2 separate regions of the Homo sapiens genome follow, and region 2 is linked to region 1. The links are chromatin contacts, found by Hi-C or POLR2A ChIA-PET in ENCODE. All regions are on one chromosome and are shown on one strand. The core of a region is the stretch at or near the end of the contact, and the rest is flanking DNA. Distances in the headings are between cores, read along the strand shown. Region 1 holds the start of YWHAQ (tyrosine 3-monooxygenase/tryptophan 5-monooxygenase activation protein theta). Region 2 holds the start of HPCAL1 (hippocalcin like 1).

The links. A loop is a pair of places that touch in the nucleus more often than their neighbours do. ChIA-PET counts read pairs that join two places held with the same protein, here RNA polymerase II (POLR2A). Pooled maps may share reads with other maps.
Region 2: a map of naive thymus-derived CD4-positive, alpha-beta T cell shows a loop between it and region 1 (7-fold over the local background). The contact joins the promoter of HPCAL1 here to the promoter of YWHAQ in region 1. A Hi-C loop is called at or near these places in 1 of 168 maps with a recorded cell type or tissue (naive thymus-derived CD4-positive, alpha-beta T cell) and 9 of 50 pooled maps. POLR2A ChIA-PET finds 5 or more read pairs at or near these places in 1 of 52 experiments (T-cell).

What each region holds. Positions count from the first base shown.
Region 1 is chr2:9,627,165-9,632,445 of GRCh38, forward strand. It overlaps YWHAQ (tyrosine 3-monooxygenase/tryptophan 5-monooxygenase activation protein theta), which reads right to left and starts at 3,833. Exons shown (of 6, transcript NM_006826.4): 1 at 3,777-3,833; 2 at 2,995-3,370. The coding sequence starts at 3,288. RefSeq lists enhancers at 2,419-3,321, 3,065-3,164 and silencers at 3,285-3,634, 3,835-3,934, 3,985-4,154.
Region 2 is chr2:10,299,126-10,304,459 of GRCh38, forward strand. HPCAL1 (hippocalcin like 1) reads left to right here and starts at 3,779. Exons shown (of 5, transcript NM_002149.4): 1 at 3,779-4,052. It overlaps LOC101929691 (a long non-coding RNA gene), which reads right to left and starts at 3,592. Exons shown (of 4, transcript XR_922791.3): 1 at 2,453-3,592; 2 at 1,717-1,888. RefSeq lists silencers at 3,314-4,093, 3,978-4,175, 4,494-4,673 and an enhancer at 4,354-4,413.

The DNA of each region.
Region 1 (5,281 bases), core at 2,583-5,082:
AGAGTTGTTCACACAGTTATTTTGAATACATGGTTTAAGTAATTCTGCCCCAACCTACTCTATGAAAGGGAGGAGGCTGAGAATATCTGCTCTTTTCTACCAAAAATTTAGCTATCCTTCATGTTACTTTAACTAGTCTTCTATAATTACCAAGTTAGTCTCACCTCCTCCACACCAAATCTTTCTTCCTGTTCACCAAAGGAAAAAAAGAAAACCCTATGTTAGCACGCATGTTCAAAAACTTTAGGTGTTACTCTACTTTCCTAGACTCCTTATTAAATTACTAACTCATCAATTATCACTTGTCTTATAACTTCCTTATCTGTCAGTTCAGATCACAGACTGGTTAGTCAGCCCTCAAACCACGAATTCTAGATGCTGCTACATGTACAGTGGTGCTGACATCTGTAATCCCAGGACTCTGGGAGGCCAAGTCATGAGGACTGCTTGAGGCCAGAAGTTCAAGACCAGCCTGGGTGTAACAAGATCCCATCTCTACAATAAATAAATAAAACTTTAAAAAAACCAGTTTCCCATGAACCAAATGAAGAAACCCCCCTTACTCCAATCTTCTATAAATGATGATGGCTGCCTTCCTTTCCAGGCTTGTCTCCTGCAGCAACTCTGCACATGAACTCTGCTCCAGCCACACCGACACACTGTTCCCCGAACAAGCCCTACCCCGGATATTCCTTTAATACTGACACCTCCGCCAGCCTCTTCCCTCAACGTTCACCCCAAAAAAACGGTATCTTTGTGAAGCCTTTTCAAAGGTTTCTATTTCCTTCAGACTACATAGCATTGTGTTCATTAACCATCTGATGGGAATATTGTGGTATTTATGTTTGTGTATCTCTCACATGCTCTCTAAATTATAAATCATCAGAGGGCAAAATCCACGGTTCTGTTTTGTTCCTCCCCATATTGCTCAGAGCACAGTGCCTGGCACACAGAAAGCTCTCAATACAGTTGCCAACTTGAAGAAGTGCTTTCCCAAGATATTTTTTATAGGTTGGCCACCAAGCCCCAGTTAGCCTCTTAAGCCATTTTATGAATATTTCATTTATGCCTTGGTGTCTCGGATTCATCAAACTAAACTATTCTATGTCTTCTCAGTATATAAAAGAGACTGTCCTAAATTCAGGGGTTGTCCCCATTGAAATGGTCTGTATGAAAGTTCTATTCTAATAACACCTGGTCTCTCTCTCAAGCTACGTATCAACTAAGCAAAACTCTTCCCCGACTTACGCCATCATAAAAAGCAGAATTTATAAGAGCCACAAAATAAAACGAATATTCCTTTGGCTCAGAGTCACCTTGCTCGAGAACAAGAAAAATCACGCGGTGATTCTGAATTGCTTCAAGGTAACTAATTGAAAAGCAATAAACTGAACAGAAATGAAATATGCTGTAAGAGTATCCAAAATACATACATAGAAAACCTTAACATATGGAATTCTTATGAGTCTTCCCTTGGTAACAGATAATGCTGTTAACAGCCATTACCATATGTTACTCAAGTTGAAGTCTACCACTACTTTCAAGTTGGCAAAATTTTTTAATACGAGCAATTCAGTCCAAAAAGCTTTTACAAGTGCTTCTTCAATGCCAAGCAGGGACTGGAAGCTAAGAGCACACGGAAGAATACAACGAAGTTTTGACTTCATAAAGTAAATAATCTTAAGTTTTCTCCACTTTAGTACACACTGTCTGCATTACTTTCTTTGCCTCTTTACCAGTTATTTCCATCAGCCATGATTTTGTCCGGATCGCCTGTCATCGTATTAGAAAAATAGATAGGTTAAAAAAGTTTCGTGGATTTTTTTTTTTTAAACAAGGGGTGGGGAACATATTCCCTGCCCCACCATTCTGATGAGATGAAGAAAGGCGGCTTGGGGGGTGGGGGTGGGGGAGGAGGCCAGGGAGAAATTATTTCTTCCATTCCCTTTTGAAAAATCCCCAGTCTAGTATGCTTGTCTATCAAAGCCCACCTAAAATATGATGTGCACAAACACATCAAAAATAAGTAGGCCTCTTGTAAAAGTGACACTTAAAAGGCAAACCATATGAGATTATTTCCCATTTTATTCATAGAAATGACTCTTGGCAGCACTGAAACATTTAAAAACACTCCTGGATATAATGCTGGTATTTCAGTTTTAAAAACTTATCCTACGGATCAAAAGATCCATGGAATGACAAAGCTAAAAATGTTCTCTCTCACTAATAAGGGTGAATCACAGCAGCCACCTACTCCACCCAACAATCGTCCTTGCTAAGACTGGACAGTTCAAAACCTGGAAAGCTTTCCTTGTCTGCTCCACACTGGAAACGAATTCACTTCAACACTAGTGTTTAAGCACAGGTGTGCAACAGCAAGGAAATGTTATTAAATGTTGAAATTTACCAGGACATTGTGTTCTTCAGATACAGCTGTGTCCTTTTCACATTTCCCGAACTCCCCTCCTCTCCTGTTTATGGGGGGTGGGGGGGAGCACAACAGATACTCTTACTTGAAAAATAAAGTATCTGTTCAGATTTTCTAAGTAAATTTCCATTACTGGGTTTGGGAAAAAATCCCTACTACATTGTCTGTAACAAAAAGGTGCCTGCGCCTTCTTTCAACTGCCTGAAGCTTGTGAACCGACTGAATACATTTAAAGGGCTCACAGATCTCAGGACGCAGTCTCCCCGCACAAGAAACTTAAAAACGCCTTTCAGTCTCGCAGAGACCTACTTGGATGTTTCCAAGTTCCATCGTTTGGTAGCTACCCAGCATCTGGGGCGAAAAAAAAGGACTTATCCTTGGAAAAGCGGCTTCTTGAGTCTCAACAACCGGAGGGACACAGTAGGGAAGTCAGGGCTCACCTAAAACCCTCCACCCCAGCAGACAGTCCGGCAAGCCCCGGCTCACGTTTGTTTCCGTGCCCGCGAAACTCTCAATGAAAAGCATCTCACAAAAGGCCTCCCCTGCTCCCCGCGCCGAGGACTCACCAGCACCGTGGTGCAGATGGATCTCAGCTCGGACTCCACTTTCTCCCGATAGTCCTTAATCAGCTGCAACTTCTTGTCGGAGGTGTCGGTCTTCTGCTCGATGCTAGAGATGACCCTCCAGGCGGACCTGCGGCCCCCGACCACGTTCTTGTAGGCCACGGAGAGCAGGTTGCGCTCCTCGTTGGACAGCTCGGCGCCCTGCTCGGTCACTGCCTTCATGCAGGTGGCCATGTCGTCGTAGCGCTCGGCCTGCTCGGCCAGCTTGGCCTTCTGGATCAGCTCAGTCTTCTCCATGGCGGGCGCGGGGCCGGGGCCGGGGCGGAGGGCGAGGAGAGCGAGGGCGAGCGCCGACCCGCAGCGGGAGGAGCCTCGAGAGCTGCGGAGGGGCGGGGCGGCGAGGCGAGAACAAAAAGCAGAGAGGGAGCGCCGTCAGACAATGCGGCCCGCCGCCCGCTTTTGTCTCCCGCACACGCGGCCGCTTGAATTTCCCTCTCCCCCGCCCCCTCCCCCGCTGGGCACCCGGGGAGGCCGCGGCCCGCGGCTGGAGGAGGCGGGGGCGGCGCGGAGGCCCCGCGCGCAGGGAGCCCGAGCCGCGGCCGCTCCCGCCACCCCCGCCCGGCCGGCCCAAGATGGAAGCGACCGTTGGCCCCGCACCTTCCCGCCCGGAGCCGTCCCTGAGGGGAGCGGCATCGACAACCGGCTGCTCTCAAGGGCGGCACCTCCGCCCGGCCCTCAATCCGAGCGCGGCCGGAGGAAGCCCGCGGGCCGACCCAGGCGCTCACCTTCACGTCTCCGCGGCCGCGACGCGAGTCCCACCACTTTGATCTGCTTTTGGCTTTAGCTGAGGACCCTCCCGTGTCAGCCTACCCCGGGGCCGAGGGGCGGTCCACCGCCCAATGATGCGCCGAGCTTCTCCCGAGAGTCCCGCCCCCAGCGCGCCGCTGGCCAATGAGGACCGAGCGCGCGGAAGGGGGCGAGGGGGGCGGAGCGGGAGGGAACGCGGAGGCTAGGAGGGTGGGTCGGTACGGGGAAGTTCGGTTGGCCGGCAGGCTGCGGCTTCGGCCACGGGGTTTCCTCCAATTAGATCCAGGGTAAAAGGACGTCACTGTTGCCATGGCGATGCCGTTACCAACTCCCCTCAGCCTCCCCGCCACCCCGGCACTTCTGGGTGCGGCACGAGACCCAGAGGCGCGCACGACCTCCTAGGCGGCGGCTGCGTCTCCCGCTGCGGATGGTGCATTGCATCTCACGGGCTCTGGCCGAGGCTGGACTTCGGAGGGTGACATATTCAGCTGTTTTAGAGCACGGGGGCCTTTCTTTCCTCCACCTTTCTATCCGTGACAAAGGTTTGGATCCCAAGACACTAAACCCAGACCTTAATGACGTTGCCATTAGGGCTCCGAATTAAGCAAACCGCATCCCCATTAAAGAAGAATTGATTCTGGAGACGGTGTCTTCAGTATGGCATTTACATGATAAATTCAAGTTTTCAGATGGGCATCCTAAAACAAAAAATTCCCTTGTGAAAAGGTAGGTCCCAGAAGATCCAGGGGAGTTTCTGTGACAATGCCAAGTATTGTGGTTTTCTTTAAAATGAGAAATGACATTAAGCACAATTTGCAGGAAAACACCTATTACTACCCCTTCCCACCCCCGCAAAAAAAAACCCTGCCCATAACATCTCTCCCCGCAAAAAAAAAGCAATTTTTATGTATCTTTTAGGCTTTCCAGGTTATGCACCTAAATACATCATTTTTCACATCGTTGTCACATGTGCACACGCTTTTGTTTCTGGTATTATTTGTGAGAGGTCACTTGAAAAGCTGAAATCCTCTCCCTGGATGTTGATTTCTGATTTTCTCCTCCTGGGGAACACCCTGCTGAAGCGAGAAAGATTCCCCCAGGCCCCTCCCATTCAGGGTCATCCCTGGCAGCTCCCTTTCCTCTTAAACCACTCCTGTCTCTCCTTGCACTTCCCCAGTTCCCTAACTCCATCCAGGTAGGGTGGCTGCCCTGCCCGTCTGGCGCGTGGTCCCTGTGCCATCTTAAGATGAGAATTGCCCTCTGGGTTCACGCTGCTATGATCCCGATTCCAGCAGGTCTAAGGAGAATGGATCATAAAGAATTTCCCATTCTGAGTGGAGACTGGAGCAAATCCGGAGAATCTCTAGAATGGGAGATTTGAGAGTGCAGACAGATGGGAGGAGAAGGTGCCGACTTTCCAGAAATTCAGACTCCCTCTTGACTGCCCCTCCCTGTCCTGACTTGTGAAGGTTGCTTTGTGCTT
Region 2 (5,334 bases), core at 2,529-5,028, 670 kb after region 1:
AAGCTGGACCCTTACCTAACACCATATACAAAAATTAACTCAAAATAGATCAAAGACCTAAAAGTAACCTAAAACTATAGAATTTTTAGAAGAAAACTTGGAGCAAAATCTCCACAATGTTGGATTTGGCAGTGATTTCTTGGATATGACATTAAAGACACAGACAACACAGAAAAATAGACAAATTGGATTTCATAAAAATTTGGTGCATCAAAAAGCAAAATCGGGCTGGTGCGGTGTCTCACGCCTGTAATCCCAGCACTTTGGGAGGCTGCGGTGGGAAGATCACTTGAGGTCAGGAGTTGGAGGCCAGCCTGGCCAACATGGTGAAACCCCGTCTCTACTAAAAATACAAAAATTAGCCAGACCTGGTGGCGCACGCCTGTAGTTCCACCTACTCGGGAGGCTGAGGCAGGAGAATGGCGTGAACCCACGAGGCAGAGCTTGCAGTGAGCCGAGATCACACCACTGCACTCCAGCCTGGGTGACAGAGCAAGACTCCGTCTCAAAAACAACAACAACAACAACAACAACAACAACAACAACAACAACAACAAAGTGCTGGCGGTGAGGATGTGAAGAAATTGGAACCCTGTGCACTGTTTGGCAGAATGTAGAATGGTACACTGTGGAAAGTATTATTATGATGCTTCTTCAAAAAATTAAAAATAGAATGACCACATAATCCAGCAATTCCACTTCTGGGTATATACCCAAAACAACTGAAAATAAGATCTTGAAAAGATATTTGTGCACCCATGTTCGTCGCAGCATTATTCATAATTGCTAAAATGTGGATGCAACCCAATGATTTCTTGACAAACGAGTGGGTAAACACAATGTGGTATACACACACATGGAAATATTACTCAGCCTTAAAAAGGAAGGAAATTTGGACATACACTACATCATAGATGAATCTTGAGGACATTATGCTAAGTGAAATAATCCAGTTGCAAAAAGGAAATACTGTATGATTCCACTTATGTAAGGTATTAGAGAGGTAGTCATTATTTAATGGGTATAGAGTTTCAGTTTTACAAGATGAAAAGAGTTCTGGAGATGGATGGTGGTGCTGGTTGCACATCATTAATGTATTTAATACCACTGAGCTGTTCACTTTAAAAGGATTAAGATGATAAATTTTATGTTATGTGTATATTATAATAAAAGTTAGAAAAAAATTGTCATAAAACTAAGTCAGATATTAAGAACAATCAGAATTACTTCTGTCTTGTTTACAGTCATCATATGAAAAACAAATTGTTTATCTAGCATGACACCTGTTATGGGTTGAATTGTTTCCCTCAAAAGATGCTGAACTTCTAACCCTTGGTACCTGTGAATGTGACCTTATTTGGAAATTGGGTCTGCACAGATGATCAAGTTAAGATGAGGTCATTAGGGTGTGCCCTAATCCAATAATGACTGTGTCCTTATGAAAAGGGAAAAGAGACAGGTATATAGAGAAGATGTGAATTCACAGGGAGCGCACATGGCCATCCATAAGCCAAGGAATGCATGAGGTTACCAGAAGCTAAGAGACAGACATGAAACAAACTGCCCCCCACATCTCTCCAAAGGGGCCAGCCCTGCCAACACTTTGATCTTGGACTTCCAGCCTCCAGAGCTACAAAACAACACATTTCTGTTGTTTAAGTTGCCCAGTTGGAGGTGCTTGTTACATTAGCCCCAGGAAATTATACAACATCTTACCTGAATTTGCTTTCTTCTTTGCTCTAGTTAAATTCAAAACTACATATTGAATAACGACGGTGTGCTCTCTCTCCATGAAGCTTCGGGGTGGGTAGACAGTCCTCCTCTTGAAGGAACAGGAGGGACGCAAGGGAAGGGACCAACTTGTATCTCATCTGAGAGAGATACACTCCTGGAATAAGAGGTCTGCGGTTAAGTGTGTTTCTCTAGAAGTTCAGAAACAGAGGAAGCATCTGCGGGCTAAGCTGCTGAGGGCTAGGTGAGAGCTAACTGACCTAAGTTTTGAAGGATGGATGGGTGACAGGTTGGAGGGGGAAGATGGAAAAGTCACATGGGAGAGGAACAGCATGGGCCAAGTGTGGAGGAACCAGTGAGTGGGCTGGGTTTCAGAAACAGGCCTTGGTCTGCTTTTGAGCCCTCCCTGAACTTTTCCACCCCAACCCCACCTCCTGCCTGTGTCTGCCATGCACCTCCCTTCCTGTGAGTCTGTGGACAGACTTTGCCCCTTTGCCCTGTGTGTGCTTGGGAGAAATCTGCTCAGTTTCTGTGGCAGGGATGTTTCTACGTGTTCATCAAACCGGCTTTGTTTACTTCCGAAACACTCATGAAGACCACAGCTGCCAGAGCCCCTTGCATCCTGGTGGGACTGTGCGACTACTTCTGGCCCATGGATGTGGGTGGAAGTGACGTGTGCTTCCCCAGGCCTGGCTCCTGGACCCCACCGACGGCTTCTCACCTGTAACCCCACCAGCCTTCTACCTGGATACTTCACGGGGAGCTAGAGTGGCCTTGGCTAAGAAGGAGGCATGGCACCCGCGGGTACCGGGCCGCCTTCATCAGTCGGTGCACTCTGGTCCACCGCCCACATGCCTTCATGTAATCTTCACTGTAGGGCCCACAGGGAGGGGAACTTCCTCGAGGTCTAGCTTTGCCTTTCCGCCTTCAGAGCCAAGTAAGAATGAGGGGTCTGGGCTCGGCCCACCTTCCCTGCAAGGCCCTGTGCCCGCTCCCCTCAAAGCTGGTCTTGCATGTTGCTCTGGCGGCCTCTGTAGCAGGAGTTCACTCTGTTTTCCGTGGAGGAGGAGTGGAAGGAGGGATTCAAGCTCTCCCCTAGAGACGCTAGAAAGACAGTTTTGTCTCAGCCTCATACGATCGCCCAGCTCCACATTTCTGGCTGTTTCTGTGGTTACCTTTCTTCGGGGATGTTTGGGGCGGGAGGTGGGTGTGTGTGTATATTTGCTCTTCTGAAGCCGTTTTTCCGGAGCTCCTGGTGGGGGTGGGGGTGCTCTGTCCCTGGTTCCTCTCGAGGCAGGTGCAGGGGATGGAGGATGCCCCCCTCCCCGAGAGCCAGGAGGCGCCGACCCTGGGCAGGAGGTGCCAGACCGGCGCCTCTCCCGCGTGGAGCTCGAAGACCACAGATGCCTGGAAGGGAGGAGCACCTTCCGTGGTTAGGTGGGGAAACCGAGGCAGAGGCGGCCCAATGGACTCGCCTAAACGGCCTGGGGAGTCACTGCAGGTAACCAGAGCTGGAGCCAGGCTTCCCACTCCAGGCCCGGGGCTCTCCCCCGAACAGGCGTGGGAAGGGGTGCGAGCTGCACGCGGGGCTGGGGCTGGGGGTGCGGGGCTGGGGCAACTCGGCTCTTCCCCTTCCTAGGCCGCCCGGGCCACTTCCTGCGGCGTGGGGGCGGGGGGCGCGGGCGCAGGGCTGGCCCCTCCCGGGCGCCGCCTCTCGGCCTCTTCTATACCAGCAGGCCAGAGGCCAAGGGTTAGGGGAACAGAACCGGTGCCCGGCTCCGCCCCTGTCCCGAAAGCCACTGGGGGCTGGGACCCGGCAGGGCCAGGTTTGGGCCGCGAGGGCCGAGGAGCAGCGAGGTGCAGGGGCTGCGAGGGCCGAGCCGGGCGCTGAGGGTCCGGCAGGGGGCGTGGAGGGGGCGGGGCCCGGAGGGGGCGGGGCCGTAGGAAACTTGAGCGCCCGCCTCTGGCCGCGCGCCCCGCCCCGGCCCCCGCCTCCGGGTCCCGCCTCCAGGTCCCGCCTTCGCGTCCCTTCCTTCCCGGAGCTGGCAGGCGGGCCGCGGCGGCGGCGGGCAGCGGACGGGCGGACTGACGGGCGCCTCCACCTTGCTCCCTCCCTGGCTGCCGGCTTCCTTTTGTCTTTCTGGGCGGCGATGAGCGCAGGGCCGGCGCAGCAGCTGCGGGCGCACGGAGGCCCGCGCTGCTAGTCACTCCTCCCGGCCTCGGCGCGCTTGTCCCGGGCAGCGGCCCGGGCCCGCTGCAGCCGCCGCCGGCGCCGAACTTGGGCTCGGGAAGCCGGCGGACCGCGTCCTGCGCCGGAGCAGGTAGGGAAGGGGCGGGCTGCGGTCTGCTGGCTGCTGAAGTGTGCCCCGGGCGTGTGCACCCGGCGTGTGCACCGGCGAGCGCTGCGATCCGGCTCTTTGCGTGTGTGTTGTGCGCGCGTGTGTGTGTCCGGGAGTGCCCGCGTTTCTCTGCGCGGTGGAGTTGTGGGTGACTGCGGACGGTGGTGTGTCTTTCGAATGGCGTGTACTCGTGGGCATCCATGTGTGCCTTAGGTGTGCACATTTTGGACTGCGTTTGTGGAATTGTGTGTCGGGGCGCAGTTGCTGGTGGGGAGCGGTGCCTGGCGGGTGTCGTGTGTGAGCAGCTGTGCGCAGAGCGGGGTGGCGGGGTGGGTGTGGGTGGTCCAGCCCCACGCCCAGAGCCCCCTGTCCCTGCTGGTCGGCGCAGTGCGTAGCTTAGGAGCCTCGAGGACAGCTGGGACCCGACGGGCAAGGGCGGGCCTCGCGGGCAGGCTGGGCAGCCCTCAGGGAACAGGTCCGTGCGGCCCACGTGGGTCGCCTGTGAGCTTCTGCCAAGGGTGGGGGCCCACGCGGAGGCGATCCGCTCGTTCCTCCCAGGGCCATGGGGCGACGAGGAGAGCCCTGGCCTCCCCGCGACCCGCACTGCGACCTGGGCCAGACGCGCCACCTTCCCCGGTCGCGGTTTGCTTCTCTTTAAAATGAGGACAGCTCCTCCCTTGGGGGCTGTGGTGACAGGTGAAATGAGAACGCACTGAAGACAGCTCTTGGTCCAAAGCCCCGCACACAGTAGGTACTGTGTTAATTGGATTAGCGTCTCCTGTTTAAAATCCTTTTTTTTTCCCCTTTATCGTGGGTGGGGCCTTACATTTTCCCCGGGCGTGTTTTGTGCCTCTCCCTGGCCCTAACTTAACCGCGAAGCACTGAGATTCGAGAAAGTTTAGCTGCCAGCTGCGCTGCCTCCTGCAGCACCTCCCGGGCGGCGCCGCCTCCGCGAGTGCCCGAGAGCGCCGCGCTGGGCGCCGGCCCTGCCCCAGCCCCCAGGCTCCCGCGCAAGCGTGGGGGTCCCTCTCCTGGCCGGGAGGCAGCGACTGCGGAGTTGAGAACCCTTTGGTTCAACAAGTTCCTAGTCCGGGAGGATGCAGCTCAGCTCGTGGAGTCCGAGAGTCACGGCGTAAAATTGGCGCTTCCCGCACATGCAGATCTCGGGCTCCCGGGGTGTCCCGGCCGCCAAAGGCCACCCCTTTCCTCCTGGCTGACCCCAATTCCACCAGAGGAGGATGTTTGCCAGGGACGCCGAGTCCAG